Linked DNA regions of Homo sapiens: region 1 is linked to region 2. A link is an interaction called in ENCODE POLR2A ChIA-PET data of the cell type or tissue named here. Cell type or tissue: A673. All regions are shown on one strand.

Region 1 (5,000 bases), 170 kb before region 2:
CACACTGGCTAACACGGTGAAACCCTGTCTCTACTAAAAATACAAAAAAAATTGGCCGGGCATGGTGGTGGCCACCTGTAGTCCCAGCTACTTGGGAGGCTGAGGTGGGAGAATGACATGAACCTGGGAGGTGGAGCTTGCAGTGAGCCGAGATCATGCCACTGCATTCCAACCTGGGTGACAGAGCGAGACACTGTCTCAAAAAATAAAAAAAAAATAAGAAATTCTAGAAATGATGATTTTGATCTGTACTAACAGAAAGCTAAATAATTGTTGCCTTGGGTGGCTTAGGGGAAATTGACAGGGAGCAAGCACCACAGACAACTTTGGAGTGATTCTTTAAATCTAGATTTTAGTGATAAAAATGAATGTACACATTTGTCAAAATCAATCACAATTTACATTCAAAATGTTGCCTTTTGTAGGCAAGTTATATCTCAATAAACGTGATTTTTTAAAAAAAGTTAAATGTGAAGAATGTACACACTTATATAAGAAGCACACAAAATGGGGTGATCAGTGCCTAAAGATATATGTGAAAAGAGGGACTATCTAGTGCTTCACTATTGAAGAATGAATAAGAATTTTCAGTAGGAAGTGGGTACGTTACAATCTCTGTCAGAGATTGGAATAGAGAATATTCCTGATGAAGAGATGTACAAAGAGGAATGGTTTAGTGCTTATACTTAGTGCTTGTGCTTTAACCAGGTAATGTGGTATTGGCACTAACTTAATTGAATCTTCACACCAATCCAGCACCATTGATGGTTGCCAGAAAGTAGCGTGGTTGGGATTGAACACGTGTTTGATAGCAAAACCTGCTGTTATCCACAGGGTGTGAATTGTTTGGTATGCTTTTAGTCTAAGGATTTATAGAAGATGAGAGGAAAGATGGTTGGAATGTTATTATATTCTATGGACAGTTGTGTCTGTTGGGTTCTAATCAAAATATCAAACCGGTTATTTCAACAGAGAATGATAATAATAATAATAATTATTATTATTTTGAGACGGAGTTTCACTCTTGTTGCCCAGGCTGGAGTGCAGTGGTGCAGTCTCACCGCAACCTCTGCTTCCCGGGTTCAAGCAATTCTCCTGCCTCAGCCTCCCGGAGTAGCTGGGATTACAGGCATGTGCCGCAATGCCTGGCTAATTTTGTATTTTTTAGTAGAGGGGGGTTTCCTCCATGTTAGGCTGGTCTTGAACTCCCGACCTCAGGTGATCCACCCGCCTCTGCCTCCCAAAGTGCTGGGATTACAGGTGTGAGCCACTGCACCCAGCCGTCAACAGAGAGAATTTAATATAAAGAATTTGTTAACTAGGTATAAAGTAGTTAACCAAATAATTGACCTTTTCTCTTTATGAAGAGCTTGATTTCCAATGGTTTCATTAACCTAGGTATTAAAGTATGATAGGAAAGAAGAGAACTTGGCATCCCAAATGTATAATGTATTTATATTTGTTTTTACATTTAATATTTATGATATTAACATAATATCTCACCTGTTAAGTATTAAGCAGCTCCTGCCTACCCAGCATTATTTTAGGCCAGGAAGTCTTTCTGAGATAGACACCCCTTTAGGGAGCTCACAGATTCTAAGTCTACTACATTGGGTCTCAAAAATGTGATCACCTGACTAGTAGTATCAGTATAACCTGGAATCCTGTAGAAATACAGATTCTTGGGCTTCACCTCAGATCTTCTCTACTGAAACTCTAGGAATGGACCTCAGCAATCTTTGTTTTGACAAGCTTTCCAGGTGATTATGATACACACTTAAGTTTGAGAACCACTAGCCTAATAAAACAGGACTTGAAACAGCTTAGGGATTTCACATACTGAACTGAAGGTTACAATTTTTCTGGGTCTGAGTTTTTCTGGGTCTTACCAAATTGACTGCAGTATTAAATCTACAAAACTTCAAAAGTCAGTTAGAAACAGCATTAAAAAGTGCAAAAAGCGTGTTTGTATTCTTTGTATTTGTAGCTATAAACACATTTTGAAGGTAAAGATATTAATCCAACAGCAAGGTACAAATTACTTTCTTTTTTTTATTTTTTTATTTTATTTTTATTTTTTTTCACAAATAGCACTTTTTATTTGCCACTATTTGAAGTCTGAACTTTAAACAGATTCTTGGACTGGTGGTTCAAAACCATCAGCTCGTTCAACTTTAGCACCTCTCTCGTCCCCAGTGGCTTTTCCAGAACTACTGCCTTCACCATGAAGCTCCATGAGCTTTCCCAATTCAAACTTGGGCTTCTTCAGCATTTTTACTTTTCTAACGAAGACATCATGGAGAGGATAGATTGGCAAGCCTTTTCTATGTCTTTTCCAATGCTGTCTGGAATCAATTTATTGACCACTTCTTTCAAGGCATTTGTCTGCACCTCTCGGGTCATGATTTCCATCATCTTCTTCCGGATTTGGCGGACCCGTTGGTGCTGGGCATAAGAGGTCTTCTGTATCTGATTGTTGCGTTTTTTAGTAAAACCAACACAGAACAGACGAAGCAAGTAACCATCAATAGTCCTGACGTCAACGTGAGCTTCAATCATTGTCTGCCATTTTTTGACCATGGAACACATTTTGTCACAGGTAAGATCCATGCCATGGAAGTTAGGCAGTTTTTACCCTGAACATCTTCAGTAATCAGCTTGAATTTTCTAAGTGCAACTTCATCATTCTGCAAATCAGCAAGACTCACTTCAAACACACGACCCTTGAGACCATCAGATGCAATTTTGGTTCCTTGGGTCCTGGTGATGAGCATCTTTCCAATATTTCTTATATTGAACATAGCAGGTGCTTTCACATCATACCAATCTTTCTTAGAAAATGGATCAACCACTTTCTTCTTGGCCCCCTTTTTGCTGCCTTTCGTAAGGTGCTTGTTCTTGCCAACCGCCATGGTGCTGGTCAGAGAGCCAAAAGGAAGTTACTTTCAAATGAAAGTAAAATGAAGTTGAAACTAGACGAACCTCTAGATTTTTAAATCCAGTGTCTTTAATGAGTCAGAGCCAGCTGGACTATACTCATCATCTTGATCAACCATAAGCACTTCAGACAGATTGTCCAACTTATTTTTAAATACTTCCTGAAAGTAAATAAGCTAGAAACTGGAAGGCACTTGCATTTCTTTCTGTTGTAGCCAGTCACCTCATTTTGCCAGTTGTCTCCTAGTAAATTCTTGAATGTGCATTTCATTCTTATCCCAACCCCCAGGGCAAGTCTGTAGGTGCCTTTCTGTGAAATAGAAAACTGCACCCCCTGCCCCCCACCCGCCCACTGCCAGTCACCCATCAAACAAATTAGGAAAGAGCCCTTTTTCATCAAGTGTAGAAATACACATGGCCTGGCAAAGCATGGGCTGCATTTCAGTATCTACTCCATCCCCTTGGCTGGGTGCTATTTATTGTGCAGGGTGCAGTTTTTACCACTGTATGCATCCACCGCATGCACACTGTGAACTAGGTAGTGCCACCATTATACATTAAGATACTCATATCTCACCTGAGCTATACTTTCCTTTAGTTCACTTGAGTTTCGATTTCTCTCTTTTTTTTTTTTTAAGCATAGTTTCTCACACTTGGCTTAGCTATAAGAATCTCTCAACAATATTTGCTCTGAATATAAAAACCCATGAATAGATACTAAGCTAATCATGTTGTTAGATCATTCAAGAGTCATCTTCAGGCAACTCCAGGGTCTGGAATATTTGCATTGTGGGTGCTGTTACATTAGTATATTCACAGTTTTTTCCCCCTCATCTTCTTCATGATGGTACATTCACAGATTTATCTTGGCATTGTTTTACCAAAGAATCTAAGGTGGATTTCCCCCCTACTGTGTTTCTTACATAAAAGCCAGTATCCAAGTGCTGTGCTTCATAATAATTCCACGTCAGGTAATTTGTATTTATAAACTAGTTTCGCTATCCTAGCTGACACGCGCTTTTTTTCCGTGTTAAAAACAGGCACTGTTTTCTTTCTAGCACTGAAATTGAAAACAGAGGTGTCATTGTTTTTAGCACATGATCCATCTAACCAGTGCTGCACATCTTCAAATTTGCCAAGTTAGGAAAAGTACTTAGTACCCTTGTTTAATGTCTTAGGTACAATAAACTATTAAACAAGTTGCTTACGAGTTGGCTGCAACATTAAAGCTACGAAACTTCAAAAATCAGTTAAAAGACAGCATTAAAAAGCATAGAAAGCATGTTTATGTTCTTTGTATTTGTAGCTGTACTCATAAAGGTAAAGACATTAATCCACAACAAAGTACAAGTTACTTTCAAATAACTTGCCACAGGTTAAAAAAAAATTTTTTTTGCCTCTTCAAAAAGCCTCAAGGCTGGGCGCAGTGGCTCACACCTGTAATCCCAGCACTTCGAGAGGCCGAGGTGGGCAAATCACCTGAGGTCAGGAGTTCAAGACCAGCCTGGCCAACGTCGTGAAACCCCATCTCTACTAAAAATAAAAATAAATTAGCCGGGTGTGGTGGCGTGCTCGTGCAATCCCAACTACTCAGGAAGCTGAGGCAGGAGACTTGCTTGAGACCGGGAGTTGGAGGTTGCAGTGAGCTGAGATTGCACCACTGCACTCCAGTGTGGGTGACAGAGCAAGACTCCATAAAAAAAAAAAAAAATCCATAATGCAAGTTTTACACTTTTCTTTCGATAAATGGTACATGGACTTAACCATGCAAGTAAGAATGATTTTTGTATTAAGATTTTTGAATTCTGAACACTATTAAATTTCTGTTCCATAGTTGTATCTGTTGAGAGCTAATCAGAAAAACTAGTTATTTCAACAGAGAGAATCTAATATAAAGAATTTGTTAATTAGGTATAAAGTTGTTAACCAGATAATTGAGAAGGCAAGAAAGTAACTCTAAGGTACTTCCAGAGGAAGCAATTGTAAAAACAGCTACCACTCCTAGGGTTGGAGAAACAAAGAGAAGGGATTGGAATTATTAAAACTGAAGCATAGAGGAGGAA
Region 2 (5,000 bases):
CACCTGTCCTACTAAAAAAAAAACCAGTAAAACAGAGTGGTCCCTTCCTTTCTCTCAGACAGAAGATGTGTCCACTGTTATATGAGAGCCCTTATGCTCAATTAAGTGTTTTTACCTCAGACAAAATTTACATATTCATACTTATACAGTTTCCTTACCCTTCAGTTCAAAAACTGCTTTTCTTAGCATATCATTTGGGATGTGTAAAATGTGGCTAATAACTGCTCTAACTTGAATGGCATCAAATGAAGTCATCAAATGAAAGACTAAATAGGAAGGACTTTATCAACAAATGGTTAAGGAATCATTCGTTTATTCAACTTTAATTGAGTACCTTTTAAATGCCAAGCACAGTTCTAAAAATTTGAGCTACAACAATAAGAGGGGCAATATAATTGGAAATTACAGTCTAGAATAAAAGGAGTCAGTAAACATACAAGTAAATAAATAGCTGACCAATGTAATCTCAGACAGTAGTAAGTACTATAAAGACCAGGATGTGACAGAGTGAAACGCAAGAAATCAAGACTGGTAGGCACTGCCTTAGATTTGCTGGTCCTGAGGGGGCACATCTGAACTGGGATCTCTGTGTTTTCTGACAAGGGCATTTTATACGTGACCCTAATAACTCAAAAGTGAGTCAACAACAGGTTTTATAGGCATCTAAGAAAACTGACCAACGTGCTGGTAGTTGGTCACTAAGCCCCCTCATTTTAACTATTTCAAATTAACTTCTTTCCGCTTTTATGAGTTTTATTTTAATCTCCATTCTGAACCTTTCCCTTGTCTCTGTATTACTTGTTCTTTAATGAAGAAAACCTTAAAATGATAGATGATCCCACACTTTTAAAAAGCTTTATTTCTTAGCTTCTTTGAGTAGAATGCATTTAAAAGAAAAATTTTAGTTCTGAAAATAAATATGTCTCTCAACCCTGGAGTTCTAGTCCTTTTAAGGAAAAGAGGTAGAAATGCAGTGTCATTACTACCTCATGTATGGATCACACAGTGCCCTGATCCTGGCCCTTGACCATGCTGAGGTCTCTGTAGAATAATCAGAAAACCTTAAAGCAAACTTCATATGCACAGTAGAGGCACTAAGTGAGAACGAGTGCACATTTTCTAGGCAGGGCACCTAAGGGGTTTCCAACTCAATCATGAAGAGCAGAAGTCGGGGGTGAGATGGAGAAAACACTTGTTTAGCTGAGTCAAATAAACCACTATTGCTGACTTAAAAAAACAACCACTCCTGTAGGAACTGCAGCAGTTAATAGCATCAGTTTAGAAAAGTAATTAGAAAATGGAAAATGTGATAGAAAATATAACTCTGCTACAGAAGATAGATTTTGTTAAAAAAATACAAAAAGCTTTTCCAAAGTCATTTATGATTCTAATAATTACAATCAGCAACGTATATTCAGAAATGGAAAAATGCAAGAGCAACATTTCATATTGCTTCAGTGGGAAGAACACATGAGGATTATGTGTTAATCACTAAAATTCCTTCCTTTAAAATAACTCAAAGTATTTTAATCTGGTGAAAATTAAGTTAGCAAATGAAATCTATTTAATCACTTCCATATGGTTTCTTTTCTCCGACATGGGACTATTCAGTTGACCTTTTTTTGTATACAACATTTAACTCTCCTTTCTAATAAAGGAGGATTGTTATCTTTTTCTGTTACCTCTGTTAACCCTCCTTTCTAATAAAGGAGGCACGTTATCTGTCGTTTGGGCCCAGAAACAAAACAGATTACAGAGAATTCAAGGTTCAAATAAGGGAAAAGAAATAAACACTCTAGAGTCTCAGGTTATAATATCTAGTATCTGTCAAACTTCACTAAATCAGTTACAAAATATGACAAAATTATTCTTCACTAAATAAAGCTTCACGGAAATGAACTATTTCTATTTCTCAAGTCCTTTAAATCCTCCAAGTAAAAATGAAAAAGTCAATTATTCAAGTAAATACATATTAGTTACTTATGTACAAGACACAAAGTGCAAATAGCGCTTAGGGTCTTATCATCTAGTTAACCTAGTTAAGGAGATAAGGAATGAGTACACAGAAAAAACAGACAAAAAGTTTAGCATTAAATTATCTTTTATTCCCCATAAAACACTAGGCAATAATCGCCTGATAATAGTATTAACAACAATAGCAGTGAGTGTTTGTATAGTGATTACTATATACACTGTGCTTTTGCCTAAATTTACTTACTTTTCACAACAACCCTATGGTGGAATGATGTAGGTATTTTTATTCATTCCTTTTTACAGATGAGAAAACTGAGGCATACAGTTTTTTTTTCCCCTTAAGAGACAGGGTCTCGCTCTGGATATAATCATAGCTCACTGCAGCTTTGACCTCCTTAGCTCCAGCCCCAGTCTCCTGAGTAGCTAGGACTACAGGCATGCACCAATACACCTAGCTAATTTTTTTTTTTTTTGAGATGGGAACTCACTGTGTTACCCAGGCTGGTCTCAAACTCCTGGTCTCAAGTGATCCTCATGCCTCGGCCTCCCAAAGTGCTAGAATTACAGGCACAAACCTCAGTGCCCAGCCCTGCATGCAGAAGCTAAATACTTTGCTCAAGATCAGATGGTGATATGGTTTGGCTCTGTGTCCCCATCCAAATCTCACCTTGAATTGTAATCCCCATGTGTCAAGGGTGGAACCCGGTGGAGGTAATTGAATCATGGGGGGCAGTTTCCCCAATGCTGTTCTTGTGATAGTGACTCTCACGAGATCTGATGGTTTTATACGCATCTGGCATTTCCCCTGCTTGCTCTCACTCTCTCTCCTGCCGCCCTGTGAAGACGTACCTTCTGCCACGATTGTAAGTTTCCTGAGGCTTCCCCAGCCATGTGGAACTGTGAGTCAAGTAAACCTCTTTCCTTTATAAATTACCCAGTCTCAGGTATTTCTTCATAGAAGTATGAGAATGGACTAATATAGATGGCAAGCAGGTAGTAGAAACAAAAATTCAAACCAGTCAGTCTGGCTCTACAGTGTGTGCACTTAACCCCTTCTTCATTTAATTGCTAAAATTCCTGAAAGTGGAAAGGCTTCATGGCTTTAAGAAACTGAAGACCTCATCTTTCTACACACTTCAAACCTAGAATCTTAGAGTCTGATTTTTCTTTGGAATTTCTTTCTCTAAGTGAGTTCCATGAAGTTCATTGATGATTAAAGGATCCCCCGTCCCAGCGCGGTAGCTCATGCCTGTAATCCCAGCACTTTGGGAGGCTGAGGCAGACAGATCGAGAGGTCAGGAGTTCAAGACCAGCCTGGCCAACATGGTGAAACCCTGTCTCTACTAAAAATACAAAAATTATCCAGGCATGGAGGCGCACGCCTGTAATACCAGCTACTGGGGAGGCTGAGGCAAGAAAATCACTTGAACCCAGGAGGCAGAGGTTGCAGTGAGCTGAGCTGTACTCCAGGCTGGGTGACAGAGCAAGACTCCGTCTCAAAAAAAAAAAAAAAAAAGGGATCCCCAACCAACTCTTCTGAAGGGCACACTGTCCTCTAAGCACTGATTTCAGTGCTTTGCAGATATTAACTCATTTAATCCTTACAACCACCAGTACTGAGTTGAGAACAATGAGGCTCAGAGAAGTAATCTGCCCAAAGAGAAAACACTCAGTAGATGGTGGAGTTGAGATCTGAACCCAGGCAGTCCTTGCTCCTGTTACACTAATTGCCTCTCCTAAAAATAAAATAGGTTTTGTCCTTATACTTCTCTTGAGAGAAGAAATGTCAGCTTTAGTATTGACACTGACAAACTTCATAGGATATAGGGACTTTAAACTGCTACTAGTCTGTAGCAGTATATTTGAAAAGAATTAGAGCTCCTAGAATTCTAGACCATATCTATTCTGTCCACCACTATATTCCTAGTACCTGGCATAATGCCTGACACATAACAGATATGCAATGAACATTAAATAAATGGAATGACCTCAAATTTGTAGAATATTTTGGCATGTAACAATGTAATAAAGTGGTTAGTCATTTAGTGGACAAAACATGTTGCTACCTTAATAATCCATTTTGTTTCTTAAAAGTTTTAAGAACTCAAAAGGAAACATTTTATATTAATGAAGATAAAATGTTCTGAATAGAACTAAAATGTCATACTGAAAAAAGCAAAACCAGCCAAATCATTCAAAGTAAACGTAGCTTACCTTTGAGCCATCTAAACTGATTATCCTATACACATTTCTTGTGCTGTCATAGAAATAAGACACAGTAACTGCATGCTTGCTGGTGGGTACCCAGTTCTTCTTTGTGTTTGGGTCAATTTGGAAGACATGAGCTCGAGTGCTGAAGATAGGTTGTTCCCTGCAGGGCAGAAAAGAAAATGATGGACTGAAAGCAGCCAGTTTTATTTCACTAGACAAGAGAACATGAAAACTGCAAGGATGATTCTGCTTAATCAACAATTTCCACATACCTGAAAGTAAGAGAAACTTTCAAATTTGCATATTCTAAGTATTCAGTCATAAGGTTTCTAAAAACAATTATAGTCAATCCTCATTATTTGAAGAGTCTGTACATGTGAATTCACCTACTCACTAAAATTTATCTGTAACCGCCAAATCAATAGTGTGGCACATTCTTAGTCTTTCACAGACACACACAGGGCAGTGCAAAACCATGCATCACCTGACATGGCACATTTCCATCTGAAACTGAACAAAGTGACAATGCCTTCTTGTTTCAGTTCTCATACTACATTTACAAGTGTCCTTTTTATGGTCTATTTAGCACCATGTTTTACACATTTCACACTTTGTTGGTGCTTTTACTGTGTAAAATGGCCCATAAGCATCATGCTGAAGTGTTCCCAGATGCTAGCTGTTCCTAGGTGCAAGAAGGCTGTGATGTGGAGAAAATATGTGTTAGATAAGTTTCACTGAGGCATGAGTTACAGTGCTGTTGGCCATCAGTTCAATGTTAATGCATTAACAATATATATTAAGCAAGGTGTCTTTAA

What was found. Peaks named below come from ENCODE experiments on the same cell type or tissue, not always from the same donor. Only the 100,000 strongest peaks of a DNase experiment are listed, where the experiment ranks them.
Region 1: POLR2A ChIA-PET joins it to region 2 with 5 read pairs; 2 of 35 experiments call an interaction of 5 or more read pairs at or near these places.

What each region holds. Positions count from the first base shown.
Region 1 is chr5:79,282,007-79,287,006 of GRCh38, forward strand. The region is part of intron 2 of JMY (junction mediating and regulatory protein, p53 cofactor); the gene reads left to right. It also overlaps the pseudogene RPS3AP20. Among named protein-coding and RNA genes, the nearest start is that of JMY, 48 kb to the left of the region's middle. In A673, no CTCF peak of the experiment used is centred here; no DNase peak of the experiment used is centred here.
Region 2 is chr5:79,452,674-79,457,673 of GRCh38, forward strand. HOMER1 (homer scaffold protein 1) reads right to left here. Exons shown (of 9, transcript NM_004272.5): 2 at 4,189-4,345. Among named protein-coding and RNA genes, the nearest start is that of HOMER1, 59 kb to the right of the region's middle. In A673, no CTCF peak of the experiment used is centred here; no DNase peak of the experiment used is centred here; H3K27ac peaks cover 1,435 bases.